Linked DNA regions of Homo sapiens: regions 2, 3, 4 and 5 are each linked to region 1. A link is a loop called in an ENCODE intact Hi-C map of the cell type or tissue named here. Cell type or tissue: Panc1. All regions are shown on one strand. Links, peaks and the distances in the headings refer to the core of each region. The heading gives the core; the rest is flanking DNA.

Region 1 (6,588 bases), core at 852-5,851:
TAAGAAATATTTCAGAAGATTTTTATAATCATTAAAGGATGCAGTATGTGAATATTCTTTCATAAATGTAATCACTATCTTAGCATTTGTCACATTATTCAGATCACTGTGGAGAAGTGTATAATTTTCATACCTTTACAAAGAGATCGCCCAAAACATTTAGCATGCTACTGCACATTTAGATTTTTAAAAATATGGTAGTGAAGGGGAGGTGTAGTATATAGCATTTTCCAAAAAAATTTTACTATGGAATCACAGTATCTAAGGAGCTAAGAAGGTGATTATCCAAGGAGCTGATTGCCATCATGCAAAACATATCCTAAGACTGATTTTCAACCAGAACATCTGGAAAAGAGTACGTCTGTCTTGTTATAAATGGAGAAGCAAAATAACACAACAATTGAAAGCCTCTGCTCAGGAACTAGACTAAATTTGTATCTCACTCCACCATTTCATAATTGTATAAGCACTATCTGCCTCAGTTTCCTGATCTGTAAAATGGAGATAATGGCAGGTGCTATCACTTAGGGTTTTATGAAGATTAAATAAGTTAATAAACATAAAAAGACTTGGCATGGGTCCTGACACAAAATAAATAATAAGTGTCAAGTGTTATAATATTTTACTACTTCTTGAAGGATGGAAATTTCTTCTTATGCATTATTGTTGCCTCAGTGTTATAGGAACAGTGTTTGATATATAGATGTCCAATAGAATGAATATTCATAGAGTGAAATTTATAAATTTGCTTAAAAATATTTACAAACCATCTATAAGCAATGACAACTATTAAATTAACATTATAATTATTCATATATTTTATTACTTTACTAATATTGTATCAAAGTCTAAGAAATGTATGTCACAATTGTGACTGGTCCATATAAACTTTTACACAGTTTATATGACAACACAGCTTAAAAAAATGCATTCTCCAGTTTAATACATAGCAGTCAAAATGCTTATCTACTAAAGGATATTTTCTTATGCCAATATGACCTATAACAACACTAAATTCCTTGAGAAACACACATAGAAGTAAGCAAACATAGTATGAATCCAAGGTATAAAAATCAGTTCACGGTTTTTGCTCTCTCTCTTCCCAAGTCTCACTGACCAGCCGTAGACAATTTGACTGTCATTTCCGCTCTTTCAATTGAGAAGCAAGTGAGTAGAAGAAAGATAAAATTATAACTAGTGTAACCTATTCTGTCCTAGAAGTCTTTCTTAAGTTAGCTGGTTAAGGAGTCTTACATGAATAAATAAGTCATTTAAAAAGACTTTGTCACTAACATTGATAAGTGAAAAATAAATGCATTTTATTCATTTTGATAAAATCAATTATAAAAACTTATTTGGGCTTACCAAATAAAAATAGCTATCATTCAAATATGTAAAGGCTTTGTTTAAAACTTGTTTCAAATTTGCTATGAGTGGTTCATTAATTTATATTTAGTATTATTTGCCAAATATACCCAATTCATAACTTTTATATACATATTTAAAGATAAAATTCTCAAGTTCAAAAATGTAATTATAATAAATGGTAGAATTTACTTTTTCCACGTTTATGAGAGTAAAAATGAAAGTCTTTTGGTGTTCAGACCAAACTCAAAAAAAATCCCTAAACTTCTGTTTTAGAATTTTGATGCCAAGCCTTTGCTAAGGAAGTAACAATCCACAGCACTGTTGCAAACCTCTAAAGAAATTAGTTTTTATACAAACACTGACAGGCTCTGACCATCAGTGGCATTAGAAGGCGCCACCATAATTGCAGTCTCCTTAAGACATAACTTATTTCAGGCTAAGTAGGAGAGCCAATATTTTGTATTTTAATTAAGAAACCTGGATTTTGTTTGTAATAATTGACTGTTAAGTCAATTATTGCCAGGACATACTTGTAAAAGAGAATTTGTGCCTCCAATAAGCTTTCATTTAAGATTTTCTGGAACAGATTTGGAATTTGGGATTGAAATCTGTTTCAATTATTTATGTTAGCTGCTTTCATTGTAATACTAATAGCTGAAGATTGTATTTGTATGTATTTTCAATAGATGAAAATATTCATAAATGTTTATTATTTTCTTCTTGAAGAAAATGTTGAAAGATAATGATGAAATTATATTGTCTGTTACGAACTCTCAATCCAAACTATTCCCCTTATTAACTAGTTAGACATGAAGATAAATCACTGTTTTCATAGTGTTACAAAATAAATTAATTAATATTAAAGACAGAGTAGAACACCAAAGAGACAATCTAGTAACAAAGTATTTTAGATGTAAAACACCCATATGATGATGTTGAAAATGTCTAATTTTTGGCTGTTCAGATCAAACTATTCTATACAGTAATGCTTTAATGTTCTTATACTCAAAAAATGCTACTCAATTATAATTATTTTAAGTACATGTGATAGTAGTATTTATTAATTTAATAAAAGTCAATTGTTTTAAAAGTTAATTAGAATACATCTGAAAATTTTACCTCTGGAGAATGAGTTTCCAAAGGAAACTAGATGGAACACTGCCACCTCTTGGTTATATAAATTGTAAAGTTGCAGAAATTTACTGTAACCTTTTTGAATGGAAATGTTTAGACACACTTTAAGCTTTTAGAAATAATAATCCTATCTCTATTGCTATGAAAATATACATCTTTAAATTTTTGCTTTTCAGTTACAGTTCTTTAAGTATTTCACTTACCATTTTACTAAGTTTGTCCAAAAACTCTTGAACTTTAGAACCTGGAAACAATTCTTCATGTTTATTTTGTAAAGAATGGCAAGTAATGACCTTGTAATGAAAAACACAAAGGGACTTTTATATCCTGGGTCTCTGTTATGAACATTTCTATTACTTCTTTTATACCAAACCACACCACTAACCTAGAGAACAGTATTTTGCAACGACACACTCAAATATGCCGAAACACTAATTACATTTCTTTCGGCTAGAAGGATTTATACCTTCTCACCCCATAAGTATTTTATGTACACAGTTTTAAATTATAGGGTAAAAAATTATACAGTAAGTACCTAGGCACATCTAGAGACTAATTTCGTGGGTGAAAAGAAATGAAAGGCTCTACATAGACATAGATTTCACGTAGGACAGGATCTGAAATTATGAGGTTGTCTCTACATGGGGTCAATGTAAAATAAAGGAAATCAAGGATGGGAAGGAAGATATACATTGATAAATAAAGTAAATAAAGGAATTGGTTCAACAACAAATTTCAAAAGTAAATAAAGGAATTGGTTCAATAACAAATTCTATTATTATTTTTCAGTACAGTTCTTACAACCTGACTGTAGTAAAAAAGCACATCTCTTGCTACATAAGTAAACAGTAAATCACATGTAATCAAAATAATGAAGTGAAATATACAGATGAGCTTAAAGGAAAATAAGAGAAATTCCTAGGCACCAACAACAAAGAAGAAATGTAAAACCAGATAATTTACAAAATGACTCAATAGATGTTTAGGGGGTTATCAGGCTCAGGAAAAGCCGCATTTCTAGGGGATGCAGATTAACTGTCCATATAGAGACATGAATATTACCTTGGACTTACATGAAGATAGATGTTGAACTTGAGATCCTTATAGAGAGCTAGGAAAATAAAGGGGGGACCTCTGAGCAATTGAAGAGAGAGATAAAATAATAACCCCTAGTGAAGTAATATTTGATTTGGCCTAAGGATATAAGTGAAAAATAAATTAAAATTCTCCTTTAAAAATTAAAACAAGGCCAGGCATGGTGGCTCACAACTGTAATCCCAGCACTTTGGGAGGCCGAAGCAGGTGGATCACGAGGTCAGGAGTTCAAGACCAGCCTGGGCAAGACAGTGAAACCATCTCTACTAAACATACAAAAATTAGCCTAGCAGGGTGGCGGGCATCTGTAATCCCAGTTACTCAGGAGGCTGAGGCAGAGAATTGCTTGCACCCGGGAGGCAGAGGTTGCAGTGAGCCAAGATCGCGCCACTGCACTCCAGCCTGGGCAACAGAGCAAGATTCCGTCTCAAAAAATACAATACGATACGATACGATACGATACGATATGATACGATACGATACGATAAATAAATAAAATTAAATAGTTCATGGTACTCTGCTGTCCTTAAGGTTAGTGGTAGAATTCCCAAGTCTCAATATTAAAAACTTGTTTTAAACCAATTGAACAAACATAGCATAGATACATATTAATAGCTTCCCTTTAAGCACTAGAGTCCACAGAATTCTGCACAGGGAGAAAATACTTATTAAAGAAAAGTTTAAAATCAAAAACTACAAACCATATAAGGAAGCAATCTAAACTGAGCAGGAGCTGTCAAGTAAGACAGCAGGAAGTACTGCACATCCCCAAACTGGAGGGAATAAAACCATCCAAAGTAAACTTTTAAAACTATGTTTAAAATGGTAAAGCCACAACAAAAGAAATAGAAATCATAATTTTTTAAAGCAGGACATTGATAAAAGAACAGGAGGATTTGAAAATTAATAAAAATTTAATAGAAATAAAATTATGAACACCAATTTTTTAAAAAATCAATCAATAAATGGTCCGATTTCACACAGCTGAAGGGAAAAATTTAATGAAGATAGATCTGGGAAATGTATCCACATATATTACAAAAAAGATACAGAAAGAAATATAAAAAAGATAGTTGGATATCTATCTTTTCAATACATGGCAGGTTTCTCTTAAACAGTGTCTTTGTCTCAATATAATATTTACAAAGAGATTTCAATAACAACTACCCTAATAGTCACTACTATTAATACTCTCAAGTATTGCTTGAAACAATCATAGAAAAACTTTCCATGGTGCAGGTAGCCAAATAGTAAGAATGTCTTCAAAATTGTTAAAGAATATTCATATGTTCTTCAGTGTAAAAATGTGAATACCTCAAGAAAATGTTTTGGTTTAGGTCCTGATACAGATAATGGCAGCCTCTAAAATGGCCCCTGGTCCTCCTGCCCTAGTGTAATCCCCTCCCCTGAAGTGTGGGCTGAATTTATTGACTGCTCGTAATGAATAAAATACATAAGAAGTAATGGAACGTTACTTCTACTATTAGATTATAAAATGACTAACTTCCAACTTGCGTGTTCTCTCTTTCTCACTCTCAGGCTTTCTGTCTCTTGGATCACCAGCTGTCCTGTGGTGACGACTTTCAGAGGGCCTCTGAAGAGGCCCACATGGTGAGGAACTAAGGCCTACTAGCAACCACATGTGTGAGCTTCGAAGCAGATCTGAGGCCTGCCAAAAGCCATATGAATAAACGTGGAAGCAAATCCCTCTACCCACCCACCCCCATGAAACCATCAGAGGATACCACAGCTACATTCAATAACTTAACCACAGTCTCAAAAGAGACCTTAAGCCAGAGGTATCGATTTATGTTGTCACCAGATTCTTGATGCACAGAAAATGTAACATAATAAATGTTCATTGCTTTCACTTTCTATGTATAGGAATGTCTTAGTCTATTTTGCTGCTATAACAAAATACCTGAGATTGAATCATTTATAAAGAGCAGAAATTTATTTCTTATAGTTCTGGAAGCTGAGAAGTTCAAGATCAAGATGGCAGCAGTCTGTCTCTGGTGAGGGCCTTCTTGCTGATTACTTAATATGGCAGAAAGGACACATTATTTCCTCATGCAGCAGGAAAAAGAAGGGCAAAAAGGGTCTAACTTAGTTCTCTCCGGCCCTTTTGTAAGACACTGATCCGTTCATAAGATCATGACTTCTCCCAAGGCTACATCTCTTTATACCACCACAATGGAGATTAAGTTTTCAACATGAATTTTGGAGGCAATAGACACATTCAAACCACAGCAGGGAGTAATTTGTTATACAGCATTAGTAGTTTCTTTACCTAAAATATCCTTTAATTTAGAAAAATGACTAATATTAATATCTCAATATGTATAATGAAATGTTAAACAATATCACCTGATAATCCACTGTCCACAGAATATGAACCTGTCATAAATCAATCTTACAGATATTAACATTTTTATACTCATCAAAGAAAATAAATACAAAAACCTGTTTTATGATTTTATTTAACATGAGCTAAGAAACAAGTTACTTAGAAAAGATAACTTAATGAGCATGCCATTAATACACCCCTTGAGAAAATCTGATTTTAGGGATAAAGTATAATATAAGTCATATTAGTTTAGTACATCTATAACACTGATGCTGAGAACATTGTTCATCTCTACATAAACTCCTATATGAGCATCACATGAATTTTTCTTTTAAAATTTAGTACCTGAGAAATGTGTTTCTTTTGTAATTTTATCATTCATTTACACATTCATTGAATACATACTTTATTGCCTTACCATAAGCTAGGCATTTAAGATGGTACCAGGAATACATTTATTAGAAGTAAAATATCTCTGCTTTCATGGAAGTAACTTTATTATTCTAAGGAAGAAGCAAACATTAAACAACTGACTACATATAAAAAGACGATAAAGTAGGAGTTTTATCCAATACCTTAAAATGGCAGATTCAGAAATCAAGGAGAGGTGCTAGACAAAAGTATTTTCAAAGGACGTTTATATA
Region 2 (6,588 bases), core at 690-5,689, 340 kb before region 1:
AGGCTTAGTATAAAGTTCTAAGTAACTTGTAGGACTTCATCAAAGGGTTTTTATTTAATCATATCACAGTCCACAGGTTAATATTTTGAAAGAATATGGAAAATTAGTAATTATATCAAGTTAATATCACAGTATTTACCAAATATTTTTTGGTGAAGTTGAATTAGGATCTAATTAAGAAATTGTGGGTTTACATACCTGTGGTACCCATCTGGAAGACACAAAGCTAGTCACTTCTATTACAGACAAGCCAGTTTGGGAAAGTCGATTGATAAATTCAATTTTTATATCTGTAGGAACTATAACCTATGAAAACAAAAAATATTTTATAAGTAAATTGTATAGGTCCTATTTAAGCACAAACAGAAAATTACTTCCTAAGTCAAAGTGAGTATTATTTGTAATTTACAAATTCAAGTAGCAATTGAGAAAAAATATAATCAGATAACATATGAAATCCATGTAAATCTTTACAATCTTAAATTTATTAATTTGTAGACAGCATTTGAAGTAAATGATGTAAAACTACCTTTTCATTCTGCAATCCATCCCTAGGCCCAACTTCTACTATTTTAACAAACTCAGGGAGTCCAGATAACTGGGATGTTTCCTGAAATGCAAAATGTAAGAACAAGATAACGTAACTTTTAGATTGTTACATTTGCTTATTTGAAAAGTTAAACAACTGCACTTTGTTATACTCTTACCCCAGAGAATTAAAATACTGAAAAATCAATACAATGATATCATGAAAATGCACTATTTATATTACTTGCAACATGAAGTATTTTTTCCTTATAACCAAGTGATATTTAGTCTAGTTATGATTAAAATTCAAAAGATTAATTTATAAAATATAATTGAAGAATAATTGATTTACTCAGGACCTAAAGATCAAATCTGTTGGGTGATTCCGCATATGACAATAAACTAACTACTGTTAGAGTTCATTTAAAAATTACATCTTGACCAGGCACAGTGGCTCACGCCTGTAATCCCAACACATTGGGAGGCTGAGGTGGGAGGATCATGAGGTCAGGAGTTTGAGATCAGCCTGGCCAACATAGTGTAACCCTGTCTCTACTAAAAATACAAGAAATTAACTGGGCATAGTGGTGGGTGCCTATAATCCCAGCTATTTGGGAGGCTGAGGTAGGAGAATCACTTGAACCCAGGAGGCGGAGGTTGCAGTGAGCTGAGATCGTGCCATTGCACTCCAGCCTTGGTGACAGTGCGGAATTCCATCTCAAAAAATATATATACCTATATTTATATATATATATTACATATATATGTAATATATATGTATTATATATAAATATATATATATTTATATATTTTTATATTTTTATATATTTATATATTTAGATTATTTATATTGTTATTAGATTGTTATTATATTACTATATTTATAAGTGTATATAAATAATATATAATATATATTATAAATAATACAATATATATTATAAATTATTATAATATATCATATATAGATATATAATACATCATATATAATATATCATATATATGATATATAATATATATACAGGTGTGATATATATAATATAATATATGATATAATATATAATATATATCATATATATGATATATTATATATTATATATATTATATATATAATATATAATATATAATATATAATATATTATATATTATATATTATATATTATATAATATATAATATAGATATAATATAGATATATAATATATAATATAATATATCTATATTATATATAATATATTATATATCATATATGATATATAATATATAATATATATTATATATCATATATGATATATAATATGATATATTATATATTATATATATTATATGATATATAATATCTCATATATAATATAAAATCATATATGATATATATCATATATCATATATGATATATATGATATATATCATATATATCATATATAATATATATATGATATATATCATATATATCATATATAATATATATATTTTTATGTGTATATATATATTTACATATATATTTATATATTTTTATATATATTTATATATTTATATATATATATTTTTTTGCCAGCACTTTGGAAGGCCAAGGCATATTTGCTTGAGCCCAGGAGTTTGAGACCAGCCAGGGCAACATAGTGAAACCTCATCTCTCTTAAAAAAAACAAAAAATCAAAAATTAGTCAGGCGTGATGGGGGTGGTGTATCCTAAAGTCCCAGCTACTCTACTTGGAAGGCTGAGGTGGGAAGATTGCTTGAGTCCAGGGGATCAAGGCTGCAGTGAGCAGTGGTTGTGCCACTGCATTCCAGCCTGGGTGACGCAATTAGACCCTGTCTAAATAAATAAATAACTCTTTAAGTTAAAAGACTATTTCTACTTCCATGAAGAGGTATACAGGATGCCACCCTCTCTACCTTGAACTTGAATATGAATTTGGTTTTGGGAATTGGGCCCAGAAAACTGAGGCTAGAAAAGACAATTTGCTGCTTATTTTTTCTCTAGGTCACACAGCACAGCTACCACCTAAGTGTCGCTCCCTGAAAGACAGACCTATTCCTAGTGGAACCTATACCACAATAACCCACTGGGAGCAGCCTAGCTCCAGCCAAATGTAACAAACCCCTTGTTCTACCTTTTGCTAAAATCTGAGATGGCAAATGGTCTGGTTTCTGAAACCTCTGGTTTCAGACTAGGTACCATGGATCTAGTTTAGAAGATATATTTGCCTTCTAAATATGCCCATTTAGAAGGCTGTTATTTAAAATCGGGGGAAAACGAAACAGCCTTTGAAATAGTATATTGCAGTTAAAGTCAGAAGCATACTCCATCTTTCCAGACTGTACCAACATAATCTCTTGGTACCTCTGAGCCGAGTTAAGTTTGGGTAACCCATATTCAAGTTCTTTAAGTGGATAGTTGACAGAATCAGCCCAGAACCACAGAACCTGTACTTCAAAAGTTTTTGTTTGCTTGTTTTTGCCTTTTATCAGGAATGATGAATTCAAGCCAACCAGTTTATACTGTCACACTCTGTCCTTGTAAAAATTAAAGCATACATGGGTAAGGTGGCTGTTTTGAATGCAGAACCAAATTCAAGTCTGTGGAACAAAAAATATTCAAAGGCCATTTTTAGGGTCCAGAGCTGTTATTGGTTTTATCAGCATTCTGAGCTATCAGCAAAAGAACCCAGATGGTCCCCATTACAATGTTTACAGACCACTCTCTACAATTTCCATGAAATTAGTCAATTCAATAAGCAAAAAAAGCAACCTAGAAGAAAAAGAATTTTCTTTTCTGCATTTTCTGTGCAGGTTGTGATGCATGAAGTTAACCTGAGAGAGTGGAGGGATGAGAGGAAGGCCTGGGGTTCCTCAGCTTTAAACTCCATTTGGATGACAACATGAAATCATGCCTGATTTACAAGATGCCTATAATTTCAACAGAACAATAAATAAAATATATGACATGGGAAGGTGAAGTAAATAAGAAAAGCTCACTCTTCTTTCTTATTACCTCTAGTCTTCAGTTGGCAGGAATGAAACAAAAACAAAACTAGGCAATCTTAAGCCATGTGGTCTCATTATCACTGATTGTTTCTTGAAACTGCATTTCAACAACAATTAGCTTGGCACATACATGGCAGAAGAGTTTTCTTTTACTCAATGACAATGTTTGCCAAAAAAAAAAAAAAAAGAAGAAAAAGAAAGGTACGTAGTGTTTTTTAAGGTAATAACCATATGCCTCCTGAATACAGTTGAAGAACTGAGGACCTTTCTTTGCATCAATGTATTGTAGCTGGCATTATTAACAAGTAATCTGAAGAAATTAAATCACCGATTATTAACAATTATGGCCATTTCAATCAAAGCAGAATATGTGTTCACTTGACATTGTTTTTGATTCCTCTTGAATCTAATGTTACTATTTAGTCTTTCTAGACTATCTGAATTAAGCCAGTGACAGAAGTGACAGAAGAAATTATCCAATATGATCAACAAGTAATTATTGAGTACAGTCCATATGTCATGCATTGGGCTGGGGCTGATATATGCCAACTTAGAGCCAGTAATAAATGGTCCAATTATATATAAGTGTAAGATAGAAGGTAAGGAACAGCATGTACTGGGGAATATCTGGGGAGAAATATGTTCTGGTGGGGAGATAATGAGCTTATTTTTGAATTATTGAATTCTACGTGCTTGTATAACATTTAGTTGGATTTGCCTACTAGGCATTGTTTGTGCATATCTAAGCTCATTAGAAAAAAAAAGTCAATACAGAGATAGTAATGCTCAGGAAGAGACTAAAGATCAGTAAGAGAGGGCTCTTAAATCACACATAGTCAACAAGTATGAAAGGCAACCCATTTAAAAATGAGAAACTAGAGGATGACCAGGTAACACCAGCATATGCAATGGCTCACACTGCAGGAGCTGCACTTGGGGAACCTCAGAATTTCATAATGGGCTGTAGGCATACCTGCCCTTTGCCTTAGAGAGAGATACTATCTCTCTTTCTATGGCTGTTTGCTAGAAAAACATTCTTGAAAAGATATTCTCAAAGAAAGGCAATCAGTGCCTTGCTAATAAAACATGCAGATAAGCAAGGGTTCCATAAAAATTGTTCCTCAATACTATTATTAACTCCATTAATATCCAATTATTTTCAACAAAATTTTTATTGATTTTATTGATTTTATTGATCATCCAAGATTCAATTTGTCATCTACTCAAGAGACTTCTGACTTCCGCAGATGGAATTAAGTTATTTCATTTCTGTATTTTCATAACGTTTTGTAGAAGCCTATTTTAAAGCATATCTATGAGTACTTCTTTGCTTGCCTGTTTCTCCTTTTTTATTAAAACCCTCAGAGTTATCAAAATGGATACATAATAAGCACTTGATCAATGTTTGACTAAATGAATGAATAAAATTTGGACAAGTAAAATTGAACTTTCTTTTAGCTAACACATGCTAAGTAGCATTATTATAGTTATTGGGTATAGGAGGTGAATCATTCAACCAAAACTCCTGCCCATAACTAGCTTACATTTTAGTGCTATAGAGATCTGGAAGCAACTGTGAGGCAGGGATGGGGAGGGACACTTTTCTTACATACTGAATATATGAAAATTAACGAATGACTTGTAAGTTACAAGGAATTGTGTTGCATTTTAATGTAGTCTGGAGAAGTTAGAAACATACTTCTTAAACAGGCCAATAGTCTAAAAATTTATTTTTATAGCATTTAATGTCCTACATTACAGAGCTCAGTATATCCTGTTTAATGTGCAGTGTAGTATATGATACTAGCGAAAAAACAAAAGATGTTTTATCCAGAGTGAGTGTTTCAAAAGGCTATGTTTTATGGCTGAGCGTATGCCCACGTTTGGCATCAGATTTCTAATGGTTCACTTTCATAGAGTAACAATAAAAGAAATACTATCTTGAATTTATATGTTACTTTACTTTTCCAAAGAACTTTTCTATCTGCGTTTCATCTGTGAAGCTACTCTGTGAGGTAGGCAGACCTGAAAGAGATTAAATGACTTCCTAAGTTTACCCAGCTAAGCTCCCTGGCTCTTATTCTAGTTTTCTTTAGGTTAAGATTAAATACATCACCAACTATTGAGTTATGGTTGAAGAAAATAATAATGAATCATTCTTTTATACAGAACATAAGTAATGTGCTTCACTCACATTTTTCAATCTTACATAAAATTAAATGGAAGGCATATTTTGATGGGGATTTCTCTGAAATATTTAGAGTGTGTGTGGGTGTATGCCAGCGTGTGTATGCTTGTGTGTAGCACACACATTTCTCAGCAGTAATAATGGATGACTTCTATATATACAATCAACCCTTCTAATGGTAATAGATATGATTGCTTATTAGTCACCCTACAAGTACTGCTTTTTTTTCCCCTAGGAAAATAACATCATCTATAGTAGAAATTTCCAGACATATTTGCTTATGTTTCATGCACTTCATTTCTTGAGAAGTATTTTTTTGTGTAAATAAGGTCTTTATGAATATTGAAATATTCTGTTTCATAGCCAGTATTCCCAAGAACTGCTATGATGTTCCAATCAAATGTTCCTATTACACAGATCAGAGGGCTGAATCAGGAAATTGTGTGACTTTCTTTCAAAATTAAATTAGGCTTTTTAAGGGGGCATTAGAGATCAGCTTTTCCAAGAAAATCTATTTTTGTTGTCTCATTTGAAATATGCACATGGTGCATTTTGTGGTAATGTTAAACTCTCCACATTCTGCTATTTATTGCTTTTTAGATATTAATTTCTGTTTTAATCAAATATAATGAGAAATACAAACTATTATCATTTATATAGCAGATATCCATAGAAACCTTGATCATCCAGAGCAATCAAAAGACATTTCTCTTCCTGGGTATCTCTCTAGAATGGAAAGGTGACTCAACAAAGCTGATAGTGAAACTGTTCTTTCAGAATACCTATGTGCCAACGTTGATTCACAGGCAATCTTTGGCAGTTTAATAAAAATTTATTTGTAACCATGCAAAAATAAGTTTGTAATGTACTATTATGTCATCTAAGACTC
Region 3 (6,588 bases), core at 898-5,897, 410 kb after region 1:
ATTGCCATATTATTTAAATTCTCCAAGTCTTGGTCATATTAACTTTAAAATGGAGACAAATTTTCCCCTTTAGAGACTAAAAGCAACATAGGTAAAGTGTGCCTAACAAAGCTCCTGACACAGTGCAGGCCCACTTGGTTGCAATTATTCATTACTGTGTTCACTCATTCATTCTTACTGATATTAACCAATTTCTCAATTCTTAAGGATATGCATTAAGCACCATGCTAGCAGCTAAAAGAAAGTTTCGATAAACATGTCAGCTTTCTCTCCACTTTGGGACTGTCATTCTTGTGACGCCAGAGTTCCTTCCAGCAATATACAATGAGACAAAGTACATAACATCTAAGGGTTCTGAGAGAATCCTTGCAGCTTGTACATATGTTGGCAAGCACTGAACTACAGTTAATTTCCAGCACCTATAATAAGTAGCAAACAAACAGAGCGTGCATCTTCACCTAAAATGCACATTATGGGACTATTTTCTCTCTGCTAAGGTTTTATGATAATACCTGGTTCTGAAACTTTATGTAGTCTCCAGCATCTAGAAAAGCCCATAGTAAATGCTCAGTAGATATATGTGTGTAGGATAAATGCCCTTGATAGTAATAATTTAACCATACTCTTAGAATGACCCTGTATAGCTAGATGCACCTGAATATGTGTTCTGAGCTAGGGAATCCGGGAATACCAACCTGGAGAGTCATTGATTACCTGATAGGAACATCTTAGCCCCTGGCCCCTTTCTTGGAACACAGGCTGTACAGGGGATTGAGGTCTTGAGTTTTAGGTTAAATGAAGGTTGCCAGATGGAGGTCGTTAAGGGGAGTCTATTATGTGAAAACGCTATATAAACTGCCTGATGTTTGCAACCAGTTGCGGTTTTGGTTTTCCTGCCCAGCCCACAGCCACTGGGCTGGGCAGTTATCTTGTGTAGCCCACCACCATTGGACTGTAGGAAGGCTGATACCTTGTCCAGCCCACCGCCACTGAATATGAGGCGGTTCCTAATCCAGCCCTCTGCCACTGGACTGTCTTCTTTGTAAGTAACCCCCTATTAAAACCCCATGTCTCACTTGCCAGCTCTAGGTCCCTTCTTCAGCCTCTTGAATGTGGCGCCTCCCCTGTTGAGGTTAACAGAGGTTTGGCACAACAGAATGAATAAATAAATGAATTAGCAAACAGATAAAGAGATGAGCTGGGTTGACCTTGCCCTGATCTAGAGATCAGGGTTTCTCAGCCTTAGCACTATTGATATTGTGGTTAGAATCATCCTTTGTCATGGAAGACTGTCCTGTGTATTACAGGATGCATAGCAGCACCCCTGGCCCCTTCCCACTTGATACTAGTAGCATCCCCCGGCTAATTCTGACAACCAAAAATGTCTCCAGACATTGCCAAGTGTCCCCTCAGGAGGACAAATTTGCCCCCAGATTGACAGCCATTGCTCTAGAACAAAGATTCTCAATTCTAGATGCATATTAGAATCACTTAGGAGATTTTTTTTTTTTTTTTTTGAGACGAAGTCTTGCTCTGTTGCCCAGGTTAGAGTGCAGTGGCATGATCTCGGCTCACTGCAACCTCCGCTTCCCAGGTGCAAGTGATTCTCCCGCCTCGGCCTCCTGAGTAGCTGGGACTACAAGCACATGCCACCATGCCCAGTTAATTTTTTTGTATTTTTAGTAGAGATGGGGTTTCCCCATGTTGGCCAGGATGGTCTTGATCTATTGACCTCGTGATCCACCCGCCTCAGCCTCCAAAAGTGCTGGGATTACAGGCGTGAGCCACCACGCCCGGCCAGGAAGATTTTAACAACCCACTGACAACCCAATGCTTAGGCAACACCTCAAACCAACTAAATCAAGCTCACTTGAGGTGACATATGGCCATTCCTATTTGCCTAAAGCTCCCAGGTGATTCAAATGTGCAGCCAAATATCGAGAACCACTTCTCTACACCTTTGAATAGCACTTCTGCTTGCCACTAAAAATGTGATCCATGGACCAGCGACTGGGCATTACCCGGGAGCTTGTCAGAAATGCAGAATCTTGGGCCCCACCTCAGACCTACTGCATCACTCAGGGTCAAGGGAAGGGAAAGAAACCACAGCAGTTATCTGAACAGTGAGAATCTTGTATAAAGAACTGTTAACTAGGGATAAAGTTAACTAGGTAATTGAAAGAGTAAAAGTAAAACTCTAACAATATATTATGGAGGTAACAATTGCAGAAAGCAGCTCCAACTCTAGAGTTAGGGGAACAAAAAGAAAGAGATTGGATCCCTGAGAAAGGGGCAGTTTCTTGGCCAGTGCTGGGGTGTTTGAAGGGGCAAGGTGAAGTTCATTTTGAGAGCACTGGAAAAAAAACTGCAAACTGGAAGCTGCTACCACAGAAAGGAACCGCTGCTGCCAGACTGAAGCAGCATTGCTGGGATGATACAGAAGCTGCAAACAGGCGGATGCCTTCTCCCACTTCTGGCCTTGCAGTCTCCCCCTGGCACCCACTACTGCAAAAGCTGAGCACAAAGTAGTGGGTGCTAGAGGGAGACTAAGAGCCAAAATGCGGGTCGCAGAGTCTAGCTCCAACACCACAAAGCAGAGCTTAGGAGGGTGGGTTTGGAGTTGAGAGGCAATAGCTGTAACTGGCACAGCTACTGAATCAGACTCGGCATTGTAGCAAGAACCCCAAGGGATTCTTACATGTACTATACTGTGAAAAGTCCTGTGTTAGAGGATGTCACTCTATCTTGACTTCTAAAATAAGTTATCTCCTGTTAGTCAGTAGCTTGGCAGCAATCCCCATTTTAAAATAATCACAATTCGTTCCCTAATGCTGAAGATACAAACCACTACTTCACCATGGTTTATCATCTTACATGTAAAGACTATTTTCAGGCCGGGTGTGGTGCCTGTAATCCCAGCACTTTGGGAGGCCAAGGTGGGCAGATCACCTGAGTTTTAGGAGTTCGAGACCAGCCTGGCCAACGTAGTGAAACCCTGTCTCTGCTAAAAACACAAAAATTATCTGGGTGTGGTGGTACACGCCTGTAATCTGAGCTACTCGGGAGGCTGAGGCAGGAGAATAGCTTGAACCCGGGACGTGGAGGTTGCAGTGAGCTGAGATCACACTACTGCACTCCAGCCTGGGCCGCAGAATGAGACTCTGTCTCAAAAAAATAAAAATTAAAAATAAAGAGTATTTTCAATGGGATGAAGAAATGAGTTCAGTCAAGGTGTTATCTCTAAAGTTAGATATTTTCTTGCCTGTTACTCTGCTTTTGTTTAAAATTATTACAAACATCTTTTTCTTGGTCCTTCCTTAATTGCCCGAGTAAATTCAAAAACTTCACTTTGAATTTATATATGGTGTAATTAATATCAACAAAACAGGGACCCCCCCCCTCCCCCGCCAAAGAGAGTCTGGGTTCTTGAACTCACCAGGGAAATAGTAAGTCCAGGCATTAAGTTTTTGTTTTTTGTTTTGTTTTGCTTTTTGTTTTTCCCCCATGCAGGTGCCTCAGCCTCTCACAGAGAAAGCCCTGTTAGCCAGAGCTTGGAGTATCTCCCTCTACCAGGCATCTGGCAAATGTGCCTGGTTCACCACAAGGGATACCAGGTGGGAGAACATAGTAGCTCAGTGCCAACACATGGACACAGCTGAAGAAATAACTGGTCAGTGCATGACCTTCTTAGGGGCATCAGCATATTCTCCTAGGTAACATCCACACACTGACAACACATTCCCTGAGCCAGGGTCTATTTGTGAATATTCCTGGTATGCTTCTGCCACCCAGTGGAGGATCTCTAACTCAAGCTTAGATTGTAATTGTAAAGTCTAGTATTTTGAATTTAAATCTTAAGCATAATTATTCCTGAAAGTTGTCAATCCTTTTAACAATTGTATTAAAACATCATTTAAAGTAGGATGCATTCATGTATGTGTTAATATAAAGTATATATACATATGTATTCAATTTTATGCTTAAAAATTTATAGTATGCTTTTATCATTAGACTAGCTCATATCAAAGTGCAAATAAAAAGTGATATTTTTCAAATCTAGGAAGATTCTGCATAATTTTAAAATACACTAAGATTGAGTTTGCATTGAATCTACAGTGAAAGCAGAAGTTTCCGTATATTTGTGCATGTTCAGTTTTTAGTTTTAAACACATTATTAATTCTCTTTCAACTTTTACGTGAAATAAAATTAAGTAATGTAAAAAGTGTCAATAATTTTGATTCAAAAGTTCTCATCTGTGTTCCAGATTTGCCAAAACAATGTCATTTTATACGATCATTGTCTTGTATATAGGATTCTTTTTCTCACATGTTTTATGAGTCATGTATTCTGAAATTTTCAGGTTTTTTAAAGTTTCCATGACATATGACATTAAGGATTCTTTTAGTGTAGATGAATGAGCTGATGAATAAATATGAAGATAAAGATATTATGACAGTCTTCAGACAACAACAAAAAAGGTGTAACTCACTATAATCATATTTACTATGTAGAAACTAGAAGACCTAGTGTCCAGTATTAAAAGAAAAACCCAATGTTAAACTGTCATATAAATGTATTAATTTTAATCATTAATGAAATAAAACATGAGATTATAGATAAAAATCTCTTCTAACTTTCACATTTCCTTAGGCAGCTTTGACTTGGTTGCCAAAAATATCTTATGGGAATCTTGATTTAAAATGAAAATTATCAAATAAATCTAAGAATTACTATGAAAAATTTATGATGAAGACACATGAAAGCTGATAATGATTTGGATTTTGAAATTTAATTAAAATAAATGAAAAAGTCCCATGAAAATTTCCAAACAGTTGGCTAATTATGCAAAATGCATTCAGCCATGAGAAACTTTTATGAAAGGAAGAAAGGTTTCTATTGTATTAAGTTGCAACTGAACTTGAACTGTAACAGCTGAGATGCGCTAGCGCCTTTTGGAATTTATCCTGGTTTATTGCAAAGTGCATATGGTGAAAACTGCATGTGGTGAGTCAAACGTAATTAAAATAAAACCACAAAATTGATTTGAAATGGCAATTTAGTTGAACCAGAACTGAACTCAAATTGTTATGTTACTCTACCAGTCATAATCACACTAAACTCCTATCTTTACTATACTAAATGGGACTATCACTTACAATTATATTTTGACTCTGAATCAAACAAAAAGGCAAGATTGAATTAAGTAGCAAATCTCTACTGCCTTTGTGAATTTATTGCATTGTGTGAGGGCTTAACTTTGCCATTTTCAGTCAAAACTGAAAATCAATCAATACATTCCATAGATTAAAAACTTTCAAAGGGTCAAGAAATAATGCATAATGTTCTACGGTGCATATAAAATACATTGCATATTTCTACAATGTATATTCAAGTGAAAAGCAATTTCACATATTTTTTGTTTATAATGTTAGGCTTTAGGTTTATAGAAAACTGATCAGAATATTGAGAATTCCTGTCTATTCCCTTTGCCCATATACACACATATATTTTCACCTATTTTTAACATCTTGCATTAGTGTGGTATATTTGTTACAACTGATGCACTACTGATACGGCAATACTAACGATAGCCCATAATTTACATTAGGGGTCACTGTTTGTGTTACACATTCTATGGGCTTTGACAAATGTATAATGTGTATAGTGGTATCTCATTGTTTTAATGTACAGTTCTCTAAATGACAAATGATGTTGAGTATCTCCTGTATGTTTATTTTTTGGTGAGGCGTCTGTTCAGATCTTTTGCTCATATTTTAGTTGGGTCATTTGCTTTTGTATTTTTGAGTTTTAAAAGGAGTTCTTTGTATATTTTGGATACTAGCCCTTTATCAGATATGGTGGCAGAAATTTTTTTCCCAGTCAGTGGCTGTTTCTTCCTTCTCTTAAAAGTGTCTTTCACAAAGCAGAAGTTTTTAATTTTAATAAAGTCCAACTTCTCAATTTTTCTTTCATGAATAGTGTTTTTGGTATTGTATATAAAAAAGTCAAAGTCACTTAAGAGTTTCTCCTGTGTTATCTTCCAGCTGTTCTACAGTTTTGCATTTTGCATGTACGTCTATGATCCATTTTGAGTTAATTTTTGTGAAGGGTGCAAGGTCTGTGTTTGGAATCTTTTTCATTTTATTTTATTTTTTTTACTCATGGGTATTCAATTATTCCAGTAGCATTTGTTGAAAAGATTGGGTTTTTTTCTATTGAATTGCCTTTGTCCTTCGTCAAAGATCAGTTGACTACATTCATGTGAGTCTATTTCTGGGCTCCCTGTTCCATTCCATTGGTCTATTTGCCTGTTCTTTCACCAGTACCACACTGTTTTGAATACTGTAGCTTCATAGTAAGTTTTGAAGTCCAGCTATGTCGACCTGCTGACTTTGCTTTTCTCCTTCAATATGTTTTTATTCTGGGTCTTTTGACTTTTCAAATAAACTTTAGAATCAGTTTGTCAACATCCACAAAGTAACTTGTTGAGATTTTATTAGGATTCCATTGAATCCATAGATGAAGTTAGGAGGAAATGACATCTTAATATTGAGTCTTCCTTTCATTGTATATGGAGTATCTTTTCA
Region 4 (6,588 bases), core at 838-5,837, 440 kb before region 1:
CACCTGGAGCCCTTTTCAAATGACTAATGTCTAAGCTTCTCCCTAAATTAATCAAACCAGAATCATCTCTGTCCTAGAATCTCCTCTTATCCAGTGATTCTCAAATCCCTAAAGTAGAGTTTCTTATCTATCTCACCCTTTATCAATCCGGGGTATGGGTCAGCTTTAACTTTAGAGAAACTTTGTACCCTGGGGCAGCAAACAGTTAACCAGGACTGGTCAGCATTTCAAGAAAAGCAGGTTTTGAAAAAATACCCAAAAAAGTATAAAGTAGCAAAAGTCAGAGGAATCAGCCGGATAGATGAGAAATGGCTTCAGCCCGAAATGTGGATGATTCACTTCTGGGATCTGGAATCCACGTATCATGTTCCTTTTCTCGCTACTGAGGATCAAGACCCTGCAACTACAGGAGTCCCAGAAGGGAAACTTGTTACCTTGTCAAAACAACAGTTTTTAGTCTTAATTGGCCTTTTGGGAAAGAGTGAGGAAACAACAGTCATTCTTCTATTTTGTAACTAAAGGCCAATGTAACCTATTGCTTGGGCAAGAGTGAAAGATTTATTTACAATAGAGAAACCAGTATTACCACAGAGGAACAATAAATGACCAATGTCACACTAGAGCAAATATAAATAACCAGTGAAGCCAAAAAAAAAAAAGTTCAACCTCACATTAAATCAAAGATTGTGCGTGAAAACTGTAACACTGTATTTTATACTTTCAGACTGACAACAATTAAAAAAGAATACTGGCATTGAAATAGTATAATATAGAGCTCAAATATATAAAACACTCTACAACTTCAACAACATGGACTAATTTCACAAACACAAGGTTGCTTGAAAAAAGTCAGGCTCAAAAGAAGACATACGTCATTTCATTTAGATAAAGTCCTAAAATAGACCACACTAATCAAAGCAGTGAGAGGTTAATAATTATCTTTGAAGTGTGAATATAAATAGACACAAGGAGAGCTTCGAGGGTGCTGGTAATAAATTTCTTGAACTGAGTTGATTACATTGATAGTATCAGTTTGTGAAAATTCATTGAGCTTATAATTTGTACACATTTCCATATATACATTATAGTTCAATAAATATCAATGACAAAGGGAGTGTTATTGGAACTGAAGGTAAACAGTCAAACCTAAATGAGTAGGAATATACAGTTAATTGGAATTCTTTGGGTGAGCAATTATTTAGTAATAAGTCTTCACTCGTCAATATTCTTTGTCCCAACAGTTCCTTATCAAAGAGTCCTTTCTAGAAATATTTAACAAATCCTAGAAAATAACTAGATAAAAATAAATACATATGGGTGACGTATATTGTATCTTGGTTTTGTATAGGATATATAACACACACACATATATCTATATAAAGACTCATCACAGTATGTTTTTTAAGAATGAAAATTTGAGAACCATCCAAATGTCTCACAATGGAGAATAGCTTTATGGTGTAGCTAGAAAACAAAATGATGATGCTATTTAACTGCATGATTAAGGGAAAAACAGGTTAGAAGATGTTATAACAGTACATAGAGTCATGACACAATTTTCTAAAAGCAAAAAGGATTTGGGAGATATATAAAGTGCTAATGGTAATGATCATGGGTGCTATGATTACAGATAAATTATTTTACTTTAATTCTGTTTTCCAATGCCTCCACAATGAATGTTAATTACCTACCTAAGTAGAAAAAGTAAAATATAAAAGTTTTTGGAAATTTTAACCTGTAGTAAAATGACTGTAAATAAGTGAAAATGAATGTAAATAAATCCAAGACTGAATTTATTCATATTTTGCAATAATGGATCTTTCTAGGATCTAAGACTACAGGACTAATCTGCAAACATACTCTGGCGAAGGCAGACATAATCTGAGTAAAAGAGGACTTGTAAAATGGTCTTTCTGATTTTCTAGTACCAGATTAGCTCTAGACACAGATTCTCTTTCAGTAAGCTCTATTCACAAATTAATTGACTCAGTTCTAAATGCAATATGTGGATTTAAAGTTTAAGCAATTTTAAAGAGTTTATTCAAGGATATATGACCTATAAAGGAGAATATTAAGGCATCAATTCCCTTTAAAGTCTCTCTTTTTAAAAAAATCACAGTACTTTAAAAATATTTTAATACAATTTCCCCTAAATTCTCTACTTTATTAAGTGTGTAATTTTCTTCTCAGAAATAAAAATTTTCTCAATGATACTGTTATCCTTATACTAAATTATATGCTCGTTTTTCTAAACGAGCTGCTTTGGAAATTTCTAGTCATAATCTTCTAAGAAAATTTTATTTCACTATGTATGTTTTCTTCACATCTACTACCTTATTTCATCAGAAATAATTTTAATATGATGTAAACAAGCTCTGAAAAAAACTAGGAAGAAAAACATTATTTCTTTTTATTATTAGTTCTTTATTATAAAGAGTGGAAAGACATTTTTACTTAACCATTGAAATCATATCATTGTGTGTTTGAAAATAATAGACAGGCCACTTAGCTAATTTTCCTATATGAGAGACTTTCGGCATTAAAGGATTACTCTTGGAAAGATGTTCCATTTCTCTCCTTTTCAAGCACAGTCACTACTTTCAGACTCAGGTTTCTGGTGTGCATGCATGTGTGTGTGTGTGACTGTATGTCTGTGTGTGTGTGTAAGCACACAGCACAAACTTATGTTTGCACCATATATCACAAAAGCAAAACAGTTATTCTTTGTTTTGTCTATTTTTGATTTTTGTTTTTGAAGAAAAGTCCATTTTTAGATGAGTAACCACAAGGTGGCAATATAGCACCAAAATCCACCAGGTTAAAGTCAAACATTTACAACCCCACTCACTGTGTTGCAGTCCCTCAAAACTGTAAATAGTAAATAGTTTTATATTTATCAAACAAACGGGTTTTCTGCATTTAAAATAAGGACACTCTTACTAAAGGTGTAGAACACATGAAAATGTGGTTCAATATATTCAGCATATTTGTATTTTTCCTTTGACTTAAAAGTGTTTATTAAGCACACTCTTTGTGCCAGGGACTTGGAATAAATAAAAGTCCTGTAGCTCACAGAATTTAGCATTATAAACTAAAGTGACTATATATTTTGGCTGTTATTGAGAAGTAGCTTATGACTATCTAATGAGAAGCAACTGTTATTAGTGCTCAGGGAACCAATGTTTTCTAAATTATATACATATTTATATATTCATATATAACATATATAACATGTATATTTATAACATATTTATTTAAATATTTATAACATACATAATATATAAATATATTTTTATATAACATATATAAATACATTTATATAATTATAACTCTAAGGACTGAGATGTCCTTGGCTTCTCATTTTCTCTAAGTTCACAATTAAAGCTATTAACTCAATGGCCCAGGATACCATAAACCTGGTGAATTCAGTTATGTGTGCTCCGTCTACTTGAGCTCTCTGCATATGTGCTTGGACCTAAGGCCAGAGAGAAATGAATAAAATGTTAGTGGCAACTTTTTCTGGAGGAGAGCAAATTGCCTGTAGATATGTCATAAACATATCATGTCTGTATTCTAATCTTAGGTGAGCTCTGGGGAGTATTGATTCTGTATGATGTTCTAATGGTCTGATGTTGCTGATATGCTAACTAAAAGTACCATCACAACTTTTTCTTGTTGCTGTATGGTCTTATAACCCAAATAAAATGAATACATACAACAATAAAGGGAGTAAAAAATCATCTTGCAAAATTTCTAATCTATATATTCATGTTTTCAAAATATTTTATGAAACCTAAAATTTTAGTTATTGAGGTTACTAAAGTCCCAAAAAACAATTAGATCTGGATTATTATTTTTGAAGTCATCTACATTTTTTATCCCCTAAGATCAGTATTTTATTTAATAATCTATAGTAATGTTAGATTTAATTTAAAATAAAATTTCTGAAAGTGAAAATTATTCATTTTAACATGAATATTCATATAGAATAAAATATCAAAATATGCTTATTTTCCAATATTTTTATTCTCAACTTGTTTCTCATAGCTACTATTCACTCTACCAAAGGACTGAAATTACCCATACATGAAGTATTACTCGTAGTTCAGTGGCCACGCTTATTTCCAATAAGCCCAGATGTTTGCTTCTCAACCAAGACTCTAAATAGATACTATATGAGCTACTGTACCACCTGAGAGAGAACCCTACTTGCCATTGATGTGTATTGTGAACATAATATACGTGATAGGTAAGCCATAGATAATGAACAGTTAGCCTACATGAATAATGTCAATGTTTTAGTAAACAGGAGTATATATAAAAATTGGTAAGTAAATAATAGGATTATATATAGATGCAAAGAGAGAGAGCTATGTTGAGGAATGACTAAGCTAATGTGATTATTAATCAAAATAATTAGACTTCTCATCTTTAAAACTAGTATTCCTAAATGCTTCACTCCTCCTTGCCTTCAAAAGGAGATAGATTATATTTCTACCTTCACTGGACATATTCAAATTGAGATAGAAATGGGAGTGTGTACACTGAAGGAAGTAAGGAAAAAAAAAGCAAGAAAATTTTCAATTTCTTTAAGACTAAAAATAATAAATACTATTAGCAAACATTTGCTGAATTGCTTACTTTTTCACAAGGATTGTACCATGTGCTTCACATATGATAAAGCTCCACAAAGTCAACCTGAAGTGGTTAGTAACACATGCCCATTTTACTCATGAGTAAACTGAGGTTCATGAAGGGCAAGTGATATGTCCTGCTTCATATGGTTAGTATGAGGCAAGGTAAGAATGCAAATCCAGGTTTAACAACTGTGTGCTACTGCACAATATTAATAGTTAACAAAATACTGACGATATGCCGGACATATTACTAAACACTTTACATGCATTGATTCATTGAATCCATATAACAACTCCAGGAGGCAGGGTGTGAATTAGAAGAAGAACATCGACAAATCAAAAGGCTTCCTTTTCTTATGAGACTTTCTGAAAAGTTTCCACACAAGTTAGCAACATTAGCAAACAACTTCAGAAAGTAAATATTTGTTGTCCTAGTGATTGTATTTCTAGGAAGCTAGCCCAAGAAGACAGCCAGAAATATTCAGATAGATTGATGTTCAAGGATGAATATTTTTTGTAATGTTACTCAATATTAACAGTGAAAATAAGTTCATAGGTTAAATGTTGAAAAATAGAGACAGAGTTGATAAATTACATAAGATTGGCTATCATGAAATAGTAAAATATTTCTGTATAATACAATATTATATATACAAAAATATAAATATATAAATATATAAACAGTACTATATATACAAAAATACATAATATGAAAAAATGAATAGGAGAAAATGGAAGATAAAAGAAAAGGATACTAACTATAGTTCCATTTATTTGTGCTTCTAGATTTTTTTCCAATCCTCTATAATAAATATATACCACTCATATATTTAGGACAAATGAACTTTATTAATAAAGGTCTATCTACTTTTTTTCATAGTCATTTCCTTCTTTTGCCAGTATCATACCCCCAGAAGTATTCTGGTCTATCTCAGGCTCACATGGCTTGAATTCCATTCAAATTCTGTAGATGATTCTTCTCAGAATCATCTGCTTTTGCCTGTTGTTGATTGGATAATGCTCCTATCACTTTACTTCTACAGCCATCCACATTCTCTAACATCTTGGCATAAAATAATTAGACCAGTGCTCCTGAAACTGTAATGAACATATGGTTTCACTTAATAGGTCTGAGGTGGTACCTGGGATGCTGCATTATTTACAATCCTGAATTATGCCAATACTACTGGCCCCCAGAACACACTTGAGTGGCAAGAGACAACAGATCTTCCTGGAAACATCTCAGATGTTAACATATCCAGCTTCAGTCACAGTGGCTCCCTCATGCCTTGTTCAGTATTTCTCAGAATGATATCATCTAAGTTTTGGAATCACCTGATGTCCTATTTAAAAATGCAAAAAGGTAGCACCTAAAAAGGAAACTGAATTTTTCTTGTAAAGTATATTTATTGTTTCAAACTCCAAGATGGTTTTTATGGATAAAAACATTGTGAAAATTTCTAACCTTGTGGCTGAACTGTTTATCTGTGGCAGATAGAGCTAGTTTATTACCAAAAATCTGTTTCTTCTTCCAGGACCCTCAGCTAGCTGATATTACCAAGCTGCCCTGTACTTAGGTATGGATATGTGACTACAGTCTAGCCAATGGCATGCAAGCAAAGTGAAACAGGCCATTTCTAAAACCAGTCTTCTTAGAGACTACAAGCATTCTTCTTCTTTAATAGCCAAACGCAGATGACATTGAGGCCTTAGGGAGTGGTGAGCCACAAGGTGGAAGCAGCCTGAGTTCCTCAATGACCACTTGGAGGAGACAACACACTCATTTACCAGGAACATGTGTGGTGGGCTGTTAAATCAGTGAGAAACAAACATCTATGTGTTGGAGTCATTATTCATTTCGAAGTGTGTTTTTATATCAGCATAGCCAATTGGAACGGATATACCAATTGATAAAAGGTTAGATTAAAATCTGCCACTTTGCTGGCTGCTT
Region 5 (6,588 bases), core at 734-5,733, 250 kb before region 1:
GGCCATGAGAGTTGAACACAGAAGCTGCTCTGGGAACCCAGTCTTGTCTTCCAGCATCGCCCACCCTCTGACCCAGATATTAGCCTAATAAGAAGTAGCTGGAAGTCCTCCAGCAGCATAATGAACCTCTGGTGTTTCCACTCTGAAACACTGAAAATATCAGTCTCATGATCAAGTATAGCACTAGATTTTAGGGTACTTGTTTCATTTTCACAAGTGATTAATAATATGACCTAGGACATCACACAGAACCCAGTCCTACACACATATTAATAAAGTAGAGACCACCTCAAAAGGGAATATAATTAAGGAATGATTAAAAACATTTTAAACTAGAAAAAAAGCCAACATTTTAAAGCATATTTTGAATGCTGATGTGTTCAAAATATCCTGCAAGTATTATGGAGGGTATATGTAAACATTCAGGTAAAGATCAAGATGGAACATCAACAGAACTTTGAAGGTTAATATGAAAAATGAGTAAAATGTACAGTAACTTGTTCTCACTAAGAACAAAGGGTCTAAGTTTCCTGGCTATACCAGTGGCAACTCACTCAAATTTCCATATGTCCTTATTACTATACATGCTTTGTTTCCAGTGTTACAGCTGGACTCACAACCTAAATCTTTTAAATTCAATTGCTGGTAAGCTAAATAACTTATGGCTTAGTGTAAGGATTCATATTTCTTAACTCTAAGCAATGAGCTGTTGCCTGTGGGCATGTGTTAAACTAACATATGAGTAATATGCCTCTGGAGAGTGCAAACAAAGGAGGCATCTTGCATTCACACCAGGTCCCCCATGCATTTTTCTCATTGCAATTACAGGCAAAATGGTATCACTTTTAAATCTATATAATAATAAAGAAAAAAGTTTAGGGTCAAAGTGATGAACTGTTTAACAAATTTAATAAAATGAAACAAGCTCTGTGAAAAAGGTAGATTGAAGAGAGAGTTCCTGGTATCATTATTCACTTCTGACAGACCCACCTGGAGTATAGGACGGTACAAAGGGCTTCCTGCAGTGATATAACCTTTTAAAACCTTGAGTTAGTTGTCCCTCCAAAGTCTAAATAAGTGTGATAATAAAATTACTTCCTCCACACAATACATTTGAAGATTGCCTTTTTAAAGAGCCAGCTAAAAAATAAAAACAAATGGAGCATTATTTTTGATATACATATTCAAGGAATTCCTTCTATTTTCGAAATACCTTATTACCATTTAAGATGTTTCAGCCAAGGAACTAGCATACATCTGTCAAAGAGAAAATAACAACAGTATAGCTATAGACTTGACGAGCTTTTATTTGAGATTCATAAATCGGCACAGTCTCCATTCTACAGAACAAAATGAGAGCTCCCTCTGAGCAATGGTAGATTATAGGGTTTGTAAAGTGGTGATAAGGAAGCAGAATATAGAAAACAAAAACAAAAACCAACATTGGTGAACATCAGGTTACTTCGGGTTACTTTTTATAATAATTAAAGCTGAGGGGAATAACATATTATGCTGTGGTAGACTAGAATCTCATGTTCACGAAAAATTGGTCTGTTTTGGGATTTATTTGCTTTCTTAATGTTTCAGTTCGATTATGTGGCATTTAACATCAGCAACTCCCTTTTGACTTGGCTTGATTTGTTAGGGCCTGGTGTATAAGCTCAATCCAAAACAATGGTCTCTCTTAATTTCATTTAATACACTCTTCTGAGTAGAGATCATATCTAGTCATAGGCCTCCTGTATTCTTCCTAGAATAGTGAATGCTCAGCATGAACATCAAAATTATATACATTCCCCTGGTCTTCCTTCTATAATTTGATATGTGTGTGTGTGTGTGTGTGTGTGTATGTGTCTGTGTGTGTCTGTGTGTGTGTGTTTCCCATCAGCATTAAATTGATATCATAGATACATGTATGTACAGCATATTTAATGGAATTATTCATTAGAGAATGAAGACTAAATCATTGTCACAACAGTGGCTTTGTAAATCCAAGAGGAAGGGCACTAAGAAAATATGTAAGAGAAGATCCACAATGGATGCCCAAAACATAATTTGTATTATCCATATTACTGTCAAATGTTGAAACTACAAAACTCACTTTGAACATGATCTAAATAGCTGTGACCCTAGAATTTGATGCTATAATAAATGATAAAATTAAGTCTCCATTGCAATTGTGATAATAAACCAAACTGGCAGAATAGGATGGGGACAAGGTGATATTAGAAATAAAAAGTTATAGCTGGGCGTGGTGTAATCCCAGCACTTTGGGAGGCTGAGGTGGGTGGATCTCCTGAGGTCAGGAGTTCGAGACTAGCCTGGCCAACATAGTGAAACCCCGTCTCTACTAAAAATACAAAAAATTAGCTGGGTGTGGTGGCGGGCGCTTGTAATCCCAGCTACTAGGGAGGCTGAGGCAGGAGAATCCCTTGAACCCTGGAGGCATAGGTTGCAGTGAGCTGAGATGGTGCCATTGCACTCCAGCCTGGGCAACAAGAGCGAAACTCAGTCTCAAAAAAAAAAAAAAAATGGAAATAAAAAGTTATTTAGACACATCTATTTTAAGAAAGAGTTTAATATGCAGCTTCCAAAACTACCTCAAATGACAAAAGCTTAGTTTAGACAGAAGCTAGCTAGTTTAGAGGCAAACCTAAAAAACAAAAACAAAACAAAAAATACTTTCAGTCTGAAATGAGTCCTGGATTCTTTTATTTTCAGACTTTGTTATGTTTTGAAAGTCATGTTGTCTTCTTGAAAACTTCATTTACTCATTTATATAATGTAGATAAGGCTGCCTAATCCACAGGATTCTTAGTCAAATGACAGGAGATATGCCAAGTGAAGAAATCTGTTTTCATATGTTCCTAACCTTGTTTTGTTTTAGGTAGCTTTAAAAAATATATACAGTAAAAGAGATAAATTAAATAGTTTAGGGAATTAAGATAAATAAAAAATGGAAACAGGAGAATAAAGCCAAGAGTATAATAAACACTAAATTTATACCATATGGTTCTAAATATTGCTAAGAATAACTTGCAAATTTAAATCTATGTGTCCTAGCAGCAGCCCAGGCAAACACAGGAAAATGACAATATTTACACATCTGACAGATAAACAGACTAATTATTTAGTTACTATGGTATCATTCTATAAACTCTAGTTATAATTAGTAATAATTGTTTAAACTTTATTTGCTTTAGTTTTCTTATTCATGAAATGATGGTATTTATACTTGCTGCAAAGAAATGTTGAACTATTAAATTAAGTAATTCATGTGACTGACATATAGTGCCATCTCAATAAATGTTAGCTACTATTATTATTCCTAATAACAAAAACAGCATAACCACTACCATTACTGATAACATTTTTGCTGCTACTAGCAGGACAGTACCTTATTAGCAAACATTTAGTGAGCACTTATTATGTACCAACACCTTGCTAAAATAGTTATTTCATAAATTCTTTATTCTGTGAATATTTATTGAACGTCTACTAGATGGCAGCACTATTCTAGACACAGGAAATGCTTTCCAAACACCATGTTTCTGAACCAAATACTCATATTTCTTGTCTTTCTGGAGCTAAAATTCCACTGGAGAAGACAGGCATATTTATTTTTGTTTATTGATAAGGAAATAGAGATGAATAGTCTATGAAAGAGCATATCATAAAGACAGGCAGTGCTGGAACTAGAACTTAAGTTGCTGCTCTCCACACATAAGCACCATACACTCTAATTTGTTTAAGTGTTTTAAGGTTATAATCTCCTAATAATCACATAAATGTTCTCTACTCTCAGTTTTATTCTAGTTTTCCTTCACTAGTTGCATAAACTAGGGAAAAGAAGGATAATGACAATGAAAATTATGAAGGAGAAAGAAAAGAAAAAGAGAAACGTGGGCCAGGCACAGTGGCTCACACCTGTAATCCCAACACTTTAGGAGGCTGAGGCGGGCAGATCACCTGAGGTCAGGAGTTCAAGACCAGCCTGGCCAACATGGTGAAACCCCCTCTCTACTAGAAAAAAAAAATTAGCCAGGCGTGGTGGCATGTGCCTGTAATCCCAGCTACCTGGGAGGCTGAGGCAGGAGAATAGCTTGAACTCGGGAGGCGGAGGTTGCAGTGAGCCCAGACCATGCCATTGCACCCCAACCTGGGCAACAAGAATGAAACTCCATCTCAAAAAGAAAGAAGGAAAGAAAGATTAAGAAAAAGGGAAAGAAGAAGAGAAAGTGGATAAGAAGAGGAGGAGGGGCAGGTGGGAGATAAGAGGAGGAGAAATAATGGGAGGAGGAATTTGGCAGTGTCTCCAAAAGTTGAAGATGTTCATGCAATACTCCAGTAATTTAACTTCTCAATACATACAAATAACAAACAAACTAAATGTGCATTAACAGGATAACAAGTAAATGAATTTCATTTATTCATTGAAAATTATGCCCAAAACTAAAAGCTAATGACAATAACTAGACGCTTGCCTACTACAAGAATGAATCACATAAATATAATATATACAAAAAAGAAGACATAGAGGAGTACATACAGCATCATTCTTTTATTAAGCTATACAACTTGTGCTGTATAAAGAAATATATTAATTAATTAGTTAATTAATTTAAATTAATAAAAACATAAAAATGTAAAACCTCACATTCAAGATTGTGTTATCACTAGCACTATAATGAGGTGTAAGAAAGAAAGGAGAGAGTGATATTTGAGAAAAGAGAAAGCCCTTCAAATGCATTAGTGATATTGTATCACCATTGTAGGCACATGCTACATTATTCTTTAAAACATTATCACATCCTTATTTGTATTATATCATATATATTTGTGACATATATTATATTACAAAATTTGTATTTTATGTATTATATATACTATTTAGTGTAATATTTTAAAATTTTACTTCTATGAACTAAAGTTTATCTTTCTGTTGTTTGAATGGAATTCTCCAAACCCACGATTGACTTAAAAATATTTTTGGAAAGACACAGTTTTCATATGTTCAAAGATGTCCACTATATCCTTATATTTTGTGTATAAATCAAAACTTAATAACTAATAAATTCACATTGATGAAAGAGTGGGTGAAAGAATCAAAAAATGTCTAAATCAAAATATAAAGCCATTAAGAAATAAATTAGAGTAATATCACTTTATTTGGAGAGATTTTCACAAGATATTACTGAGCAATTATTAAAACATACAAATATGATAAATAGGAAACCAGATAAATTTTTGGTAAAAAAAAACAGTAACAAAAACTATGTATTTATAATTGTATATATTATGAGCTATTATAAAAGACAGGAAGGAGAGGGGAAGCAAATAATAAGGAAAAAGAATGAATAATTTTTAAAGCTAGCATGTGTTGTATAATTTCTTATATATAATTAATTTTCTATTTATATGCATTAATGAATTAGAGCAGCAACAGGTTAAAATTTGATCTACTGACCAAAAAGGTGGGCCCATTTACTAAGTGAAAAAGCAAGTTGCATAGTAATAGGTATATTAAAGACAATATCTATAAATAACAACAAATGATAAAAATGTTATATACGTGTGTGTGTGCCTGTGTGTGTGTGTGTATTCACACACATGCACAAATAGATATGCTTTTCTGATCAAGGAGAAATAAGTACAAGGATATACTCTGTAGTTACCCTAGGAAAACAGAATTGGAAGAAGGGAGTAGGAAAACAGTAGGGAAAACACAACTGGAATAGAGAGTAGGGAAATGAATAAATTTATTTTTGTATATCTTCCAATTATTTCAGCCATTATAATAAATACGTATTCTATAACTAGAAAACATCAAATGCAAAAATATCGTTTTGTAAAAGGGAAGAAAATCAAATCTGTTTCCTAGCAATTGTATTTCTGTTTTGATGGCTAAAACAATCCTTGTAATTTTAAATTTATAAAGGTATTTCACATTCCCTCATAATTTTCTTTTTTTTTAATTTTTTTTTATTTTTATTTATTTATTTATTTATTTATTTATTTATTTATTTTTTATTATACTTTAAGTTTTAGGGTACATGTGCACATTGTGCAGGTTAGTTACATATGTATACATGTGCCATGCTGGTGCACTGCACCCACTAACTCGTCATCTAGCATTAGGTATATCTCCCAATGCTATCCCTCCCCCCTCCCCCCACCCCACCACAGTCCCCAGAGTGTGATATTCCCCTTCCTGTGTCCATGTGATCTCATTGTTCAATTCCCACCTATGAGTGAGAATATGCGGTGTTTGGTTTTTTGTTCTTGCGATAGTTTACTGAGAATGATGATTTCCAATTTCATCCATGTCCCTACAAAGGACACGAACTCATCATTTTTTATGGCTGCATAGTATTCCATGGTGTATATGTGCCACATTTTCTTAATCCAGTCTATCATTGTTGGACATTTGGGTTGGTTCTAAGTCTTTGCTATTGTGAATAATGCCGCACTTAATCAGAATTAGAAAAAGATATAGCTCTTTTAATGGACTGATTAACAATAATATAAAATTATGAGTCAATCTGAATGAATTTTTTATGGCTGCTTTTAAAAAAAATTTATGGGTAT

Evidence for each region. Hi-C counts contacts between places; a loop is a spot of excess contacts. Peaks named below come from ENCODE experiments on the same cell type or tissue, not always from the same donor. Only the 100,000 strongest peaks of a DNase experiment are listed, where the experiment ranks them.
Region 2: it touches region 1 in a loop (1.9-fold over the local background); 3 of 110 quality-filtered maps call a loop at or near these places.
Region 3: a loop joins it to region 1, with 4 times the contacts of the local background. A loop is called at or near these places in 4 of 110 quality-filtered maps.
Region 4: it touches region 1 in a loop (8-fold over the local background); 52 of 110 quality-filtered maps call a loop at or near these places.
Region 5: a loop joins it to region 1, with 2.2 times the contacts of the local background. A loop is called at or near these places in 5 of 110 quality-filtered maps.

The regions. Positions count from the first base shown.
Region 1 is chr6:55,883,856-55,890,443 of GRCh38, forward strand. No RefSeq gene overlaps it. Among named protein-coding and RNA genes, the nearest start is that of BMP5, 12 kb to the left of the region's middle. In Panc1, for the core only: a CTCF peak has its summit at 2,774; a DNase peak (open chromatin) is centred at 2,546; H3K27ac peaks cover 4,862 bases.
Region 2 is chr6:55,541,531-55,548,118 of GRCh38, forward strand. It overlaps HMGCLL1 (3-hydroxy-3-methylglutaryl-CoA lyase like 1), which reads right to left. Exons shown (of 9, transcript NM_001042406.2): 2 at 530-610; 3 at 199-306. Among named protein-coding and RNA genes, the nearest start is that of HMGCLL1, 34 kb to the right of the region's middle. In Panc1, for the core only: CTCF peaks have their summits at 2,603 and 2,804; a DNase peak (open chromatin) is centred at 2,600; H3K27ac peaks cover 3,474 bases.
Region 3 is chr6:56,289,001-56,295,588 of GRCh38, forward strand. It overlaps a transcript of COL21A1 not described here. Among named protein-coding and RNA genes, the nearest start is that of COL21A1, 45 kb to the left of the region's middle. In Panc1, for the core only: CTCF peaks have their summits at 3,756 (motif pointing left) and 3,963; a DNase peak (open chromatin) is centred at 3,751; H3K27ac peaks cover 853 bases.
Region 4 is chr6:55,443,031-55,449,618 of GRCh38, forward strand. The region is part of intron 7 of HMGCLL1 (3-hydroxy-3-methylglutaryl-CoA lyase like 1); the gene reads right to left. Among named protein-coding and RNA genes, the nearest start is that of GFRAL, 120 kb to the left of the region's middle. In Panc1, for the core only: CTCF peaks have their summits at 2,759 (motif pointing right) and 2,965; a DNase peak (open chromatin) is centred at 2,841; H3K27ac peaks cover 5,000 bases.
Region 5 is chr6:55,635,892-55,642,479 of GRCh38, forward strand. It overlaps a transcript of HMGCLL1 not described here. Among named protein-coding and RNA genes, the nearest start is that of HMGCLL1, 60 kb to the left of the region's middle. In Panc1, for the core only: a CTCF peak has its summit at 3,488; DNase peaks (open chromatin) are centred at 1,190, 1,440 and 1,600; H3K27ac peaks cover 4,609 bases.